2 separate regions of the Mus musculus genome follow, and region 1 is linked to region 2. A link is a loop called in an ENCODE intact Hi-C map of the cell type or tissue named here. Cell type or tissue: gastrocnemius. All regions are shown on one strand. Links, peaks and the distances in the headings refer to the core of each region. The heading gives the core; the rest is flanking DNA. Region 1 overlaps Bop1 (block of proliferation 1). Region 2 overlaps Mroh1 (maestro heat-like repeat family member 1).

What was found. Peaks named below come from ENCODE experiments on the same cell type or tissue, not always from the same donor. Only the 100,000 strongest peaks of a DNase experiment are listed, where the experiment ranks them.
Region 1: a loop joins it to region 2, with 3 times the contacts of the local background. A loop is called at or near these places in 14 of 42 quality-filtered maps.

Annotation. Positions count from the first base shown.
Region 1 is chr15:76,466,398-76,471,769 of GRCm38, reverse strand. It overlaps Bop1 (block of proliferation 1), which reads left to right. Exons shown (of 16, transcript NM_013481.2): 3 at 4,918-4,998. Among named protein-coding and RNA genes, the nearest start is that of Bop1, 8.2 kb to the left of the region's middle. In gastrocnemius, for the core only: a CTCF peak has its summit at 3,269 (motif pointing left); a DNase peak (open chromatin) is centred at 3,272; H3K27ac peaks cover 1,586 bases.
Region 2 is chr15:76,414,162-76,419,533 of GRCm38, reverse strand. Mroh1 (maestro heat-like repeat family member 1) reads right to left here. Exons shown (of 44, transcript NM_175457.4): 12 at 5,202-5,315. Among named protein-coding and RNA genes, the nearest start is that of Mir6954, 16 kb to the left of the region's middle. In gastrocnemius, for the core only: a CTCF peak has its summit at 2,274 (motif pointing left); a DNase peak (open chromatin) is centred at 2,281.

The sequences.
Region 1 (5,372 bases), core at 267-5,266, 52 kb before region 2:
ATTCTATTTTATGTGCATTGATGTTTTGCCTGTGATGTCTGTCTGTGTGACAGTGTCAGATCCCCTGGAACTGTAGTTACAGACAGTTGTGAGCTGCCATGTGGATGCTGGAAACTGAACCCGGGTTCTTTGCAAGAGCAGCCAGTGCTCTTCTTAACCACTGAGCCACCTCTCCAGACCCCTTTTGTTTTAAGTGTGTGTGTGTGTGTGTGTGTGTGTGTGTGTGTGTGTGTATGCCGGAGATTGATGTTGGGTATCTTCACGTATATTTACCGTATTTATTTTTGCATTTATGTATATGTGTGTGCTTGCATGGCTTTATGTGCACTGTGTTCGTGCTTGGGCCCTCAAAAGTCAGAGGGCATTCAGTCCTCTGGAGCTGGAGTGCTAACTCCAGCAATTATGAACTACGCGAGGTTGGTACCGGGCACTGGACTAGTGTCCTCTGCTAGATAACTAAGTGAGTGCTCTTCCACGCTGAGCTGTCCCTTCAGCCTTACCTTTTCCTTTCCGTGAGGCAGGGTCTCACTATGTCGTCCTAGCTGGCCTGAAACTCACACTGATCTATCTCCCTCCCTCTGCCTCCTGAGACCCTCACCTCATTGTTCTGAGATGGAGTGAACCTGCAGCTCATTGACAGGACTGGCCAGCCAAGGAGCTCCAGAGATCTTTGTGTCCCATGTCCTCAGCCGTAGGATTGCAGACACGTGACACCATACTTAGCTTCTGCTTGTTTTGGTTTTGGTATTATTTTTGAGGCAGGATCTCACTTTGTATCTCTGGGTGTCCTGGGACTCACTAAGTAGACCAGGTTGGGCTTGAACTCCCAGAGGTCTGCCTCGCTCATGCTTAGATTTTTATGTAGGTGTTAGGGTCCGAATTCAGGTTCACCTGCTTTCTGATGGAACCATCTCTCTAGCCTCCCTCAGGCAGTTACTCTTCTTTTGCGGGGAGGGGGCAGGGGAGCAGGTCGTTTAAGACAGGGTTTCTCTGTGTATCTCTGGCTGCCCTGGGACTCACTCTGTTGACCAGGCTGGCTTCAAACTCAGAGAACCACCTGCCTCTACCTCCTGAGTGTTTTGGTGTGCGCCATCATATCCAGCTTTAGTAAGTTATTTTTCTTTTGAGAAGCAAGAACAATTTTTTATCCTATGTTATCTCTGGCCTCTTCAGTCTCTGCTGACATGTTGTCTTTAGAACTAGGTAGCTTTTGTCAGTCTCTTCTCACTGACATTCTCACGAAGTTCCTTCCACCGTTCTCTGGGTTGGCCCTGGAGACTGATGTTGAGAGTGGCCTAGGATCCTGCTGCTGTTAGGCCTAGGGCCTTTGCTGGAAAAGTGGGTTCTTTAGTCTCCTTTATACATAGTTTTTGTGTTAAAAATAGCGTGCTGGATTTGATTTTTGTGTTAGGGATTTGGGATGTTGTATGTGCATGTGTACATACGTGTATGTATGCATGTGTGTATGTGGGAAAGGGGAGGAGGACAAGCGGTCTTGGCCCCACCTTGCACTGGCTTCAGGGCATGACATACTGGAAGAGCTCTGCTCTTCTGAACCACAGGGAAGGGATATGAAGTTGACTTGGCTGATCCTGGCCTGCTTCCTGGAAGAGGTGGCATGCCTTTGTTCTATACCTGGTTGGTAGTGGCAGTGGAGTGTGGCCAGACAACACAGAGGGCCATTGTAGTGACTCAGCCAGTACAGGCACTTGCCACCAAGTCTGATGACCAGAGTTCGTTCCCCAAAACTCACACGGTGGAGAACCAGCTCCCTCAAGCTGTCCACTTTTCCATGTGAGTTGTAGCATATGTGTACCTACATCCATGTGTATGTCTCTCTCACACATACACACACACACACACACACACACACACAAGTAAATAATAATATAAAAAAATTAGAGAAAAAAGAAACTTGCTCATTTGGATGCCATTCTAGGCTCTTAGAAACCTCTCGACTCTCTCTTTGGTCCTTGCAGTATATTCTCAGCCTGGACTAGGCAGAAGTATACCTGTCCCGCAGATCAGGCTCTGGAGAGAGAAAGGAGTTGCCTCTCTTGGGGCTTTCCCCTGGGCACGTACCTATTCCTTCTTCACCATTGGTGGTTTACTGGCTCCTGGGGGGCTCTTTTCCACCTATTGTGCAGTACCCGGTGAGCCCCTGCTTGTGTGGCTCTCCCAGCGCCTGTCTTGGACGGTAGCTGCCCTGACCACTCCTGCTGGCTTCTGTTGGGTGGCTTCTTATTCACAGCCCTCTCTAGTCCTCTTCTGCCTCTCCTCAAGTTGTATACACTGTGCTGCCCACCCCTTCCCCTTTTGAGACAAGTTCTTACTGTGTAGCCCTGGCTGTCCTAGACCTGCAGTGTAGGTCAGGCTGGCCTTGAACTCACAGAGCTCTCAAGCGATGAGAGCCACCAACCCTGGCATTTCAATACCTCCCTGACCTCTGAGGGGCCTTCTGTCACCTAATACCCCGCTCTTTTTTGTTTGTTTGTTTGCTTTTTTTGTTTTGTTTTTGGTTTTTCGAGACAGGGTTTCTCTGTGTAGCCCTGGCTGTCCTGGAACTCACTTTGTAGACCAGGCTGGCCTCAAACTCAGAAATCCACCTGCCTCTGCCTTCCAGGTGCTGGGATTAAAGGCGTGCACCACCACCGCCCAGCTATGCCCTGCTTTTTTACCAGTCACTTGCATTCTCATTGGGTGGCAGTGTTGCCATGGTGTGAGGCTGCATACTGCTCTCCTCCTGAGGGCTGCCTGGGAGGATTTCAGGCCTGACATCTCAGTCCCCTCCAAGAGGCACCTGCCCATTTCCCCAGACCGGCTAAGGATTCTGGAGCTAGGCTTGGGCTAGGAGCTTTTTAAGGGTCCTTTTACCCAGTGGGTGCTAACTGGCTCTCTGGGGCTGGCAGACCTCACCACCTTCTCTCTGTGTTGGGAGAGAGACGCGTAGGCAGCCAGGCTGCTGAGGACCCTTTACCTAGGGTGTCCTGTACCTGTCTGCTTTGGATGTTTTAGTGGTTGTCTTTAATTTTTAAGTTGAAAATAGATGTATACCTATAAAAACCCCAGCACTCTGGAGGCTGAATCTGGAGGGTAGTTTGAGACAATCCTAGGCTACAGAGCCTCAAAAAGGGGGACAGAGAATTTGAGGAAGTGTTTTCCTGGGTTGTTCCCAGAGTGGATGTCTACCCTCCATAGGCCCAAGCCATTCATTTCCCCTAGTGGGAGATGGTCCCTGGGTTGTTGCTCTGTGTCAGTGCTGCCCTCTGGTGGATAGCGACTGCTCTGCAGCCATTGGATCCAGAATAAAGCTGCTGTTCTTAGAACCCCAGTTGCCTGGAAATAGCATATGTGTAGAGGGAATTCCCAAACCTCACCATTGGAGAGCCCAACCCTTGTCAAAGGCCTACTAGCATTTGGCTCCCCCAGGTATATGCTTCATTGTCCCGCACTGGAAAAGTGGGGAGACACGGTGCAGGCTGCTGAGTTTGCTTCCCACAGGACGCTGATCATGGCCTGTAGGCACTGCCACTGTGATTCATGTAGGTATAGTCCCTGGCAGAGAGCATTTGGAAGGAGATGTGGCATGTTATGGGCCCTGCCTGAGGCCAGGGCTCTGACACCTGCTTGGGAACAGTGGCTGGCCAGAGCTTGGTATTGTAATGCCACTGTCCCAGGGGCCTGCTGAGCGCAGGCAGAGTCAGATGTGCCTGCAAGTTGTGTTCCTGGGGCCTCTTGTGAGCTGGGGTTTGCAACCCATTTTTGGTGTACAGCAAGAAAGTGGGGGAGATAGAGAAACTGAATCCTTCCTTGTTCCAAGCCTGGAGAAAAACTTAGTCTTCCATCCTCTTTATACTGAAGGGAAAAACAGGCCAGAGAAGAGTAGGCCTTTGGCTCTTGCCTGGGTAAGAGGGACTGGGGCTGTGGGCGGGGGCGCCCACACACCGGGGTTCCTGCTCCAAGCACTTTACTGCCCTCAGGGGTGAGAGGTGGGCCTGTTTTCTCCATCAGTTCTGGTTCTGCCAATAAACCCGATCTGGTCTGAGCCATCCGCCTCCCCAGGCAAGGGAGAATCTGTTTTCCAGGTTGCGGTGTGAATCCTCCGTGGCACCCACTCTGACCTAGGGGACAAGGTCAGCCTTTCGTTGCAGCTATGGTGGGTGTGGAAGGTGCCTGGGGTCTGGGCCTCAAGGCATTTTGGGAGTCCAGGAAATCTCTCTAGGCCCTTGGCCAGTCGGTCTGTTCTGAATGTGGTTCTTAGTGGTTCTAGGTGTTCCTTACGACAGAGGCCATGGCTTATGTCATCACCCCACCCATAGCACTGCCCACTTACCCCTCTCCTTGTGCTCCTTGTCTGTAGGTCTGAGCAGGTCTGAGCAGGTCTGAACATAGCCTTTACCAGATCTGGGCCCAGTAGGACCTTTTGTGGGACCATTGGCCCTGGGTCACTGCGGCTGGTTTTGCCATCGTGTGGTGGTGTAGGTGAGTGGTGTGGGTAGCTAGCCCCGCAGATGGGCTGCCTCCCACTGCTCTTAGCAGCCTTTTCCTTTTTGGCCTGGTATCGAGTGTCACATGCTGTCTGGGCTATTAGACAGCAAAGGTTGGTTTGCCCTTGAGGGAACATCTCTTGGTAGGTCCCATGGTACAGGGTACAGGGGCTGAGGCTCTGAAGTACATTAAGATCTGGGACAGCTTTTATTCTGTGCTGAGGCCTTGCACTAGGTGAGGCTGCTCAGAGATTTGGGGTTGCACAGTGTTTCATGTGGTCTTTGGATCTAGGTTCCAGTGTTGGAAGAGTGGTTCTCCCAATGTAGCTGACCAGAGGAACGAATGGGTTTGGGCTGTAGGCTAGGGCCTCCTGATTATCAGAGGGCTGTTTTAGGGACCTCCGGAGTAACTCTCCCCTTCTCTCCACAGGCTGCCCCTCTTTGCTCAAGGACAGAGGAAGCAGGTGCTCTGGCCCAAGATGAATATGAAGAGGACAGCTCTGATGAGGAGGTAGGGCTTGGGCTGAACGGGACTTCCTGTGAGGTGAGAGCCATCCTGCCAGGGCTAAGCTGGTGCCTCATGCAACCTGGAGTAGGTGCTGACCCTCAGACTGGGAGAGCCCTGGTGTGGGATTGGGCCTCCCTGCAGGGGCGGTGCCGCTGGTTGTCAGAGGAGCCAGGTTCTCATGAGGCTGCTGAGCCCTGAGTAGGCGTCCTGGCTTGGGCTCTCCCCCCATCTGGAAGAACAATCTGGGGGTCTGAGACAGATGACTGAAGCAGCACATGTGTGCCATTGCCAGGCTGAAAAGGAGAGGCAGCATGGCTTAGCAGTGTCTTGTCTGTGGGCACAAGGGGCCCGGGGTAATCCTGCACTATCATGAATGC
Region 2 (5,372 bases), core at 161-5,160:
ATGACCCAGACCAACCGCTGCTGCTGCTGCTGCTGTTGCTGTGGCTCTGGGGGCTCCTTCTTGCTGAGAACCAGCAACATAACCTTATATGCCAAATATGTGTGTGTGTGTGCGTGTGTGTGTGTGCCCAAGCTTACTTGTGCGCGTCGTGTGTTGATATAGGGTTTCTCTGTATCCCTGGCTGTCCTGGCACTCACTCTGTAGACCAGGCTGGCCTTGAACTCCCGAGTCTTGGGATTAAAGGCATGAGCCACCACCTGACCCATCTCCTAATACTATAAAGAAGACTGAGGCCAGCCACTAAGTGCTTGACTGGGCCGCACAGACACTAACCCCAGAATGATGCCCAGAGCACCAGCCTAGCCCTGTGCAATGAGAACGCTCACATTTATGAGCCATTCTATATGTCTCTAGAGTGGATTTCACCTTTTGCAATAAATTTTAAATGGATACTACGAAGTGGCTATCACCGGATGTGATAAATGCCTGTAACCCCAACACTCAGAAGGAAGCAGGAGGAGCGTCAGCTCCAGGACAGCGGAGGAGGCTGACACAGGGAGCTAGTGTGTTCAAAGCCAACCTAGACCACAGAGCAAGGCCCTAGACTAAAAGGGAAAAGAGGCTGGAGAGATGGCTCAGCAGGTAAGAATTTGTACTGCTTTAGTAGAGGACCTGGGTTCAGATCCCTGAACTTACATCAGGCAGCACACGAGCACTGTAACTCCAGCACAGCATCAAATGCCTTTTGACCTCCACAGGCTCCTGCACATGAGCTCGCCCAGGCACACACGCACACACACACATAATAAATAATCTTTTTTTTTTTTTAAAGGAAAGAAAATAGGGAAGAAAAATGAGGGCACTGGGCACAATACAAGTAATAACTGCTCGTGACAATGTAGAGGCAGTTTGGTAAGAATGCCATCCCAGCCAGGTGGTGGCACACACCTTTAATCCCAGAACTCAGGAGGCAGAGGCAGGCAGACCTCTGAATTCAAGGCCAGCCTGGTGTACTAAGAGAGCACCAGGATAACTAGAGCTATGCAGAGAAACTCTGTCACAAAAAACAAACAGCCCCACCCTAAGATACTCCATGGCCTAGGCCCTACCTCCTCTGGAGCCACCACAACAAAGCCTGTTAAGGATCTTGACAGTAATATCATAAAATACAAGCCGGGCGTGGTGGCACACGCCTTTAATCCCAGCACTCGGGAGGCAGATGAAGGCGGATTTCTGAGTTTGAGGCCAGCCTGGTCTACAAAGTGAGTTCCAGGACAACCAGGGCTATGTAGAGAGACCCAATTTCAAAACAAAACAAAACAACCAAAAAAGAAAACAAAACAAGGGCTGGAGAAATGGCTCAGTGGTTAAGAGCACTGACTACTCTTCCAAAGGTCCTGAGTTCAAATCCCAACAATCACATGATGGCTCACAATCATCTGTACAGCTACAGTGTACTCATATACATAAAATAAATAAATAAATCTTTTAAAAAAGTAGTCAGACTCTGAAAGGTGGACACCACAGTTAAAAACAAACAAACAAACAAATCGATGGACAGTCTCTAGAAAGAGAGTCAAATAGAAATATTATTTACATATAAAGACATACATGGTTACATGTAAACATCTTGAAGATAAAGTTCTGGAGAGAGTATTCAGGGGTTAAGAGCACTGCTGCACTTTCAAAGGACCTGGGTTTGATTCTTAGTACCCGTATGTCAGCTCACAACCATCTGTAAGTCTAGTTCCAGAGTATCAGACACACTCTCCTGGCTCCCTGGGCACCAGATAAGCACACACCACACAGAAACACAAGCACACAAAACACCCACAAAAAATAATTAAAAAACCAAAAAGGAAAATCTTCAAAGTAGGCACAGTGGATAATGTATGCCTCTGATCCCAGCATGCACTCGGGAGGCAGATCTCTATGAGTTCAAGGTCAGCCTGCTATACTTAGTGAATTTCAGGTCAGCCAAAATTACCTAGTGAGACCCCTGTCTCAAAAACACAAAAGCAAAAACAAAAAACAACCTAAGCACAGCTAGTCTCTGGAATCTTAGGGCTGAAGACACAAAGGTGTGACTCATAAAGCAAGAAATTTAAAATTCACCTGTGTCCTGGCTGAGACTTTCATTCAAGTTCATCTTTAGATTCCTGGGGTTTCGGGTTTCTCCGGGAGCAACAGAAGGTCAGCTTTGTGAATTACTCTCCTGCTCCTAGCTTACAGGTTTTCCTGTCCACAGGAGAAGGGATACAAACCTGAGATCAGAGCGCCACCTAGTGTTAGAGGCTCAGACAGCACCAGGCACAGATCAAACTAGACTCCAGGAAAAGAAAGTCTGTGTGCTCTACCCTTGCCCTTCTCGGCGGCGGGGGGTGGGGATGGGGGGGGTGGGTGACTTGGGCAACCTTGGGAAAGGTGGTTTGTTTGGTAGCCTGGAACACATAACAGCTAAGCAGCGGCTTGCTGCAAAAGGAGTTACTCTGTCTAGTCTTCACTAGGTATCTTGGAAGAACAGAATGCATTCACCTGGTGGTGTTAAGACAAAGGCACACCTACAACCTGAAACTCTGCTCCTAGATACGCGTCCATCAAAGTGTGCACAGGGACAACAGAAAGAGAAGCAGTCTTCATTAGGGTCAGAAACTGGAAGAACCCACGTGCCTTGCTAACAAATGAGCACCTTGGAGATTAGCTTACTATACATTTCACAAAAAAATAAGTCAGATACAAAACGTTCCACAGTGTGCAATTTCTCACTCCTTATACAACATGCAAAACAGTCACACATTCTTGTGCACGAAGCTGCCCTTGCTGACCTGGCAACGGCCCCTGAGCACTGTCATCTGTTCTTTGTTCTTCATCCAGGTGGAAATAATGGGCTGTGTTATCACTTACTGAAAACAACAGCTACTATCTGTAGTATTCCTGTAGGTGAGCTGTACTTCAAATATTTAAGAGCATCTTAACTCTGTACTGATGAAGGTGAGAAGTTCTCTAAGGTAATCTACAGAAAGAAACAAAGCACACTATGGACTGTCTCCAGTAGAGAAAATTCTGTTTCTTGTATGCAGACATTTCCATATGACATGCCCAGAGAAAGAACATAGAGGAAAGAATGAAAATATAGGTAAACACAGAGTGCCTTCTGAAGTACACTTCGATAAAAAAACATCATTTTACTGTAATGAAGTCAATAAGAGCATCACACGGCTGGATGCAGGCATCCAGTCAAATGCTGCCTGTGGTGGCACTCACCTTCAATCCCAACATTTAGGAGGCAGAGGCAGGTGGATCTCTGTGAGTCTGAGGCCAGCCTGGTCTACAGAGCGAGTTCTCAGAAAGGTAGGGCTAATAGAGAGACTGTCAGAAAAAAAGAAAGAAAGAAAGGAAGGAAGGAAGGAAGGAAGGAAGGAAGGAAGGAAGGAAGGAAGGAAGGAAGGGAGAAAAGGAAGGAAGAAGAGAAGAGAAGAGAAGAGAAGAGAAGAGAAGAGAAGAGAAGAGAAGAGAAAAAGAAAAAGAGGTATCCAGTCAAACAACCCCTGCCCAGCCCTGAATGCTGCACGCCTCAGTGAACGTCTACACAGCTAGAAGCCCATTCTGAAGCCATGCAGCATCTGCTATAGTTTTCTATTTTCACTATCAATGAATTTTTATATACCTAACCATCTTATCCATCAAACCCATCACCACCACCAAAACAACCAAACAAGAAAACAATGGCAGAGTTAGAACTAGAAAAGCATCATACTTTTCATTTGCCCTTGTCCAACCCATGTGGCCTTTCACCTGAATCCCAATCCACTGGTGAACTCTTAAATGTAAACATGCACGCATGCAAGCACACGTGCGCGCGAGAACACACACACACACGCACACACACACACACACACACACACACACACGCACGCACGCACGCATGCACCTACGCACGCACCTGCGCACGTGCACGCGCACGCACACACACACACACACACACACACACACGCACCTGCACCCGCACCCTAAACAACCACTACCAAGAGTCTACTTCTGGTGCCTTAACCACTGCCAGAAGAGCCCAGGCAACAGGATGTTCCTTTCTGAACCTCCTATCTAATGCCACCCAATGTGACCTGTGATGGTTAGTATATGCTTGGCCCAGGGCGCTATTAGCAGGTATGGCCTTGTAGGAGTAGGTGTGTCACCGCGGGCGTGGTCTCTAAGACTCTCATCCTAGCTGCCTGGAAGCCAGTATTCTGTTAGCAGCCTTCAGATAAAGATGGAGAAATCTCAGCTCCTCCTGCACCATGCCTGCCTGGATGCTGCCATGCTCCTGCCTTGATGATAATGCACTGAACCTCTGAACCTGTAAGCCAGCCCCAATTAAATGTTGTCCTTTATAAGACTTGCCTTGGCCCCTGTGGGGCTGGAGAGATGGCTCAGCGGTTAAGAGCACTGACTGCTCTTCTGGAGGTCCTGAGTTCAAATCCCAGCAACCACATGGTGGCTCACAACCATCCATAATGAAATCTAATTACATATAATAAATAAATAAATCTAAAAAAAAAAAAAAAAAGACTTGCCTTGGTCATGGTGTCTGCTCACAGCAGTAAAACCCTAACTAAGGCATGACCCATGTCCACTCTTTGCTGACCTCTGACAGGGCATGAATAGAACTCACCAGACCACAAACCCACGTGTACAACTATAATTATCTTTATGAAACTTATTGCTCAATAAGTTTGCTTATTTCAATCAAATAAGTCTCCCTTAAAAGCAGGAAACTGGGGGCTGAAAGTGTTGCCCAGCGTGTGTGGAACCCTAAGTTCTAACCTGTGGTGCTTTGGTTGGAAATGGCCCCAGTTGGTGGAAGTGTTAGGGAAGGATTAGGAGATGTGACTTTGTTGGAGGACGTGTGTCACTGGGGACAGGTTCTGAGCTTCTAAAGTCCTGGCTGCTTCTAGTTATCAAATGTCTGCCCATGAGCACTTGCTCTCAATTGTCACCCGCCTCCAAATAAACCTCTTCTTCTGATAAGTTCCCTTGCTCACGGTGTCTCATCACAGCAATAACTAAAACACAGTGCAATTTTGAAGACCGCCAAGCTAAAACACTACCACTAACAGTAACTCATAGTAGGATGTTTTGGTCATCCAAACGATGGGCATGACCCCAGTGGTACTGTCCCACACTGGAGCACAGGAGGCTCTTACCAGCCGAGTTGATGATGTGTCTCAGGATCTGCAGGGTACCCACGCGGAGCCTCTCGTTGCTGGTGTCCAGCCTGGGCAGTAAGAAGGCCAGCAGACGGTCAGGAGAGCAGCAGGCTGCAGGGCGACATGCGCATCAGATACTGTCTAACAGTCTCTCTGCTCCATGCTTGC